Regions from separate parts of the Mus musculus genome. Here region 2 is linked to region 1. The links are chromatin loops, found by intact Hi-C in ENCODE. Cell type or tissue: heart. All regions are shown on one strand.

Region 1 (2,500 bases):
ACAAAGCCTTCCCTGCATTCACAACGGCCGTCCTCTTTACACTGGAGTGAAAGGGATCCTTCATGGTGACAGTCACAAGCTAAGGAATGAGGAGACAATTCCCATTTTAACTCGGACTGACTGTACCATCATCATGTGTACTTATGAAAAATTCACTTATGAGACTTTTAAATAGCTAAGTCCATGTAGCAGGCAAGATAGACATTTTAAAAGGAAAACTAGGTTGTGAAGTAATATGGGCAGCATGTGGCATGTGTGCATACATGTGCATGTATATGCTTACAAAGGTCAGAGGTCAACACTGGGTATCTGTTCATCTCTACCACCGTTTACCTAATTTCTGTTGTTTATTTTTGTGTGTGTGTATTTTTGAGACAGAGTCTCATTATGCAGCCCTGGTTGGCCTGGAACTCACTATGGAGACCGGGATGGCTTCAAACTCACAAGAGCTCTGCCTACCTTTACCTGGAATTAGGTCCAGGTCTCTAAAGAGCTGCTGTGTCAGCATTAAAGGTGTGTGCCACTGTGCCTAGATCTCCCTTATATTTTGAGACTTGCATCTCAACCCGAGCTGCTGGCCAGTGAGCTCCAGGGATCTACCTGCCTCGGCCTCGTTACAGATACACACCTGCCTTTTTATATGGGTGCTGGGGATCTGAACTCAGGCTCTCCTGCTCGAATGGCAAGCACTTTATCAACTGAGTCACCTCAGCAATCCCTTGGGGCACATGACCTCAATGTGGTATAAAAATTACACGAATGTCAGGCATGGTAGAGAATATGTCTCTGGGAGGTAGAGGAAGGGGAAGTGAGGTCAGCCTGAGCTACACAGAGAACACACACAGTATATTAAATGATGTAGCGCTCTTTCTCATATGCTTCTGGGACTCCTCTCTACTTTCATCTTTAAATTTCTCTAAGAAATAAGAAAACCCAAATGCTAACCTAACACTTCCTGCGCTTCTTTACAGTTTGTTTTCTCTTTGGAATTTCTACATTCCACACAAGAAATGAAGGAATTCAGAAAGCAAAAAAATCCAAACTGTTCTGATTTCCAGGCAAGTGTTTATGCCAAGGAGAAGCAGATGTTTATATGCAACCAAACCAAATGGGCTCCAAGGGTGGAGCCGAAGCAAGCCAATAGCGGCCGAGCAGAGCCACGGCTGCTTCTTTATCTGCAGAGCCGAGGTAGTCAGGAAGCCTTAATAAGCAGAGTGGACACGCTCAGTGCTTCAGGGGGGATTTTTTTTTCTTTAGAAAACAAAATTACAAGGAGAAATAAGTATAAAAAAACTAGAAAAGGAGACATCAACAGGGTGGTACCAGAGGAACCAAAGGCCCTCGATCTCCAGAGTTTTCTGATAGTCACAGGAGGTTTCTTTCGTGGCCACAGAGGCTATCAGGCCTGTAACGCACTAACTGGCATGGGAGACACTGCACTGCAAGTCACCATGTCTTACGTTTGCAGCCTTCAGGTCCAAACCCAAAGTGGTTGGTCTCACAGCGCTCACAGTGCTGGCCGGTGATGCCAGGCTGGCACTCACACTGCCCGGTGCGGATGTCACACTGCCCATTGGTGGAACCCAAAGCATGGCAGTCACACCTGAGGAGAAGCACAAGATGTTTCTAGGGTAGGAGGGGCAGAGAGTGGGCAACATTCTCATCTGGAAGACAGCACGCTAAGGACGACTCATCAGAATGTTAGGGGTTGTTCCCTTAGGTCCACACTAAACCCTACTGACAGAGAACTGGACAGACTCCCAGGCTGCAGCCCTGATGAGTCTGTCTCAGAAGAAACCTTGCAATCTGCATTTTGAAATGTCTGAGGGCTGGAGAGATGGCTCAGCAGTTAAGAGCACTGACTGCTCCTCCAGAGGTCCTGAGTTCAATTCCCAGCAACCCCATGGTGGCTCACAACCATCTGTAATAGGATGGGATGCCCTCTTCTGGTGTGTCTGAAGACAGCTACATTGTATTCACATAAATAAAATAAATAAATCTTAAAAAAAAAAAAAGAATTAGTGTCTGACACATCAGAACTGCCACTATGCTATCTATCCCTTCTGTCCCCTATTTACACAGCGCCTTTCCTGCATAAGACACTGGAAACAATTCCTAAGCAACCTCAAGCCAGCTGCTTAGAGTAGCTTGGAAAGATGTACTTCTTAAGACAAAGACAACAAGGATCACTTTACACAGACTCAAGTCTCACCTCTCGCAGCCTTGCCCGCTCTGCAGGTTGTAGTAGCCAGGGTCACAAGTACCGCAGTCGCGGCCAGACACATGAGGCAGACACTGGCACTGTCCGGTCACCGGGTTACAGCTGCTCTGTTGCTGCACTGTCCCGTAGGGATTGCAGGCGCAGGCTAGGGTGGGGAGACAGAGAAAGCAACAGATGCAAATCTCCAGGGAGAGCAGTAAAACCTAAGGCACTGGACCAGGTTCTCTAGGCCTGTGTTGTCTCACACAGAAGCCGATACGGCAGAGAGTCTTGTCTTGG
Region 2 (2,500 bases), 86 kb after region 1:
ACTCCTCCAGTACAAGCATCAACAACACCACTGTTGCCAAAGCCCAGAAAGCACTACAGGGGCACTACAAGCACTTTCAACTTATGCTCTCAGGCTGCAGGGGCTTTGTTAAGAGCACTACCCCGCTGAAAACTGACAGCTATCTGCGTAAGGGCCGATCTGTGAAGCTGAAAGATCACTAGTGTGTCAAGATGGGGAAATCATCAGATGAAAGCCAATGGAGTCCACACTGCATGTGCGGTGGACAGAACAGTAGGAAGTAAATCAGGGGCTGGAGCGATGGCTCAGCGGTTAAGAGCACTGCTCTTCCAGAGGTTATGAGTTCCAATTCCCAGCAACCACACAGCGGCTCACAACCATCCGTAATGGAATCCAATACCCTCTTCTGGTGTGTCTGAAGACAGCTACAGTGTAATCATATAAATAAAATACATAAATAATTCCTTAAAAAACAAAAAAAAGAAGTAAATTAATTTTAAGCATGGCTCCACCCAGCCACCCCACAGCCATCATATCCAGGACTAGACCTGAAGGAAGAGCTAACCGGAAATACACCTTTACATTTGAATATGGTAAATGAAGGCTACATGTTCCCTCAGGGACAGTGTGTGTGCAACAATAAGAATTTGGGAATGTAAGCAAAAAAGGAACAACAGCTGATGGGAAATCAAGGAAAAGAACAACAGCAATCCAGATCTCTGAATCAATCTGTTTGTGAGCCTTTTTATTTATTTTATTTTATGTTCCTGCATACACTGTCGCTCTTCAGACTCACCAGAAAAGGGCATCAGATCCCATTACAGATGGTTGTGAGCCACCATGTGGTTGCTGGGAACTGAACTCAGGACCTCTGGAAAAGCAATCTGCGCTCTTAACCTCTAAGCCAGCTCTCCAGCCCCACCCCTCCCCCACCCCGCACCCATGAGCTTTTATTTTAAAGGGATAAACCCCTGAGCTTTTATTTTAAAGAGATAAACACTCTCTTAAGAGATTTGCTAGAGGAACTATTAGCTGCAGAGAATGATGTACCAAGGTGACTTGGACTTACCTGTCCGAGGACTCATAGGATCACAACTACAGGACCCTCAGGGTCACCTTCATGAGGTTACAAGAAATCTAACCACTGACAATCTGGAGGCTTTCAAAAAATGTAAAATATTATTATAAAGACCCCCCCTTGCTATAATATGCAAAAAGCATTACAACTTTAAATTCCACTCAGAAGCACATGAGCTCTTAGAAAAGGGCCTTCGGTCTTCCACACCTTCCTATTAGGCTCTGGGGTGTGCATTTCTCAGGTATTTTAAAAATGTTTACGGAATATCTGGCTGTAATATGAGAATGTATGCACACTGCAAGGGGGGAACATGATAAAAAGCATACCCAGCTTCCTAAAAGGATTTAGGACTGAAATAACCCAATGTTCCGCCTCTGACACCAATGTGACCAAGGATAAAGTGATGGAGCAGGGAGCCTCGGCTCCAGCTTTCCCTCTGGTGTGTCTGCTTTCTTCTGGTGCCTTAGAAAACCAGGAGAAGAAATTTGCAGAGAAAACAATGAACTGTGGAACAGGGGCATAGCCAACAGCGTCTTTTATAAAACCATTCAGTAAACTACTGGCCATTAAAGAACTGCTCCTTGACTTCTCAAGTTGAAACCTGTAAAATGTAAATCAGGCCTCTGTGAGACAAACGAAAAATAGTGTCCCCTCAGGGTGCACAAATACCACAGTGAAGTCACTGGCTCAACTGTAGTCAGAGCCCATATTACAAAGATTTTTCCAGGAGAAAAGGAAACTTTGCTGTTTGTTTCATATTAAATAATAAATTGAACTCATAGACGTACCAAATCACCTTCTGTGTTGATTCTGATTTACACACACACACAGACACACACACACAGACACAGACACACACACACACAGACACACACACACAGACACACACACACACACACACACACACGAGACACTTCACATAGATTACACCATCCATGTCTGATCTGATGAAGAGCTTGGGACCTGGGCTGCAATGCTAACTTTGGAGATTGCATAAACTTCGATTGAGTTGCTTATAGAAACAGTTTCTTAACCTAACTGTTTTAAGAATGAGAAAAGCTTACCTTTATGCAAGATCAAAATCCTACCTGCCAAGTTTCCATCCACAATGATTACTAAATTAATTAAAGGGACTGTTTTAAAGAGTCAAATGCTCAGCTACAGCACTTTCAACAAGTTCCCGGATATTGTTAAAACTTACAGTGTTATTATTAAATGTAAATGCTACACTTTTAAATAGCAACCAAGTAATCAATACCGATTACTCAGGAGAGATCTGAAAGCTAAAAGCAAAAGAAGGCTTACTTTTAGGGAAGGGGTTCCTGACTGAGAAGTCTCTCCACAGCAGGCAGAAGATATAGTCGCTCCCAAAGCAACATTAACTCTTCATATCCACAGATGCGCTATGCCCGGAACCCGACTATATTACAACACATCACAGTT

What was found. A loop is a pair of places that touch in the nucleus more often than their neighbours do. Peaks named below come from ENCODE experiments on the same cell type or tissue, not always from the same donor. Only the 100,000 strongest peaks of a DNase experiment are listed, where the experiment ranks them.
Region 2: it touches region 1 in a loop (2.4-fold over the local background); 3 of 42 quality-filtered maps call a loop at or near these places.

Annotation. Positions count from the first base shown.
Region 1 is chr1:153,240,417-153,242,916 of GRCm38, forward strand. It overlaps Lamc1 (laminin, gamma 1), which reads right to left. Exons shown (of 28, transcript NM_010683.2): 15 at 2,213-2,366; 16 at 1,461-1,603; 17 at 1-79. Among named protein-coding and RNA genes, the nearest start is that of Lamc2, 55 kb to the left of the region's middle. In heart, no CTCF peak of the experiment used is centred here; a DNase peak (open chromatin) is centred at 1,145.
Region 2 is chr1:153,326,379-153,328,878 of GRCm38, forward strand. All of the region lies in intron 1 of Lamc1 (laminin, gamma 1), which reads right to left. Among named protein-coding and RNA genes, the nearest start is that of Lamc1, 5.2 kb to the right of the region's middle. In heart, no CTCF peak of the experiment used is centred here; no DNase peak of the experiment used is centred here; H3K27ac peaks cover 296 bases.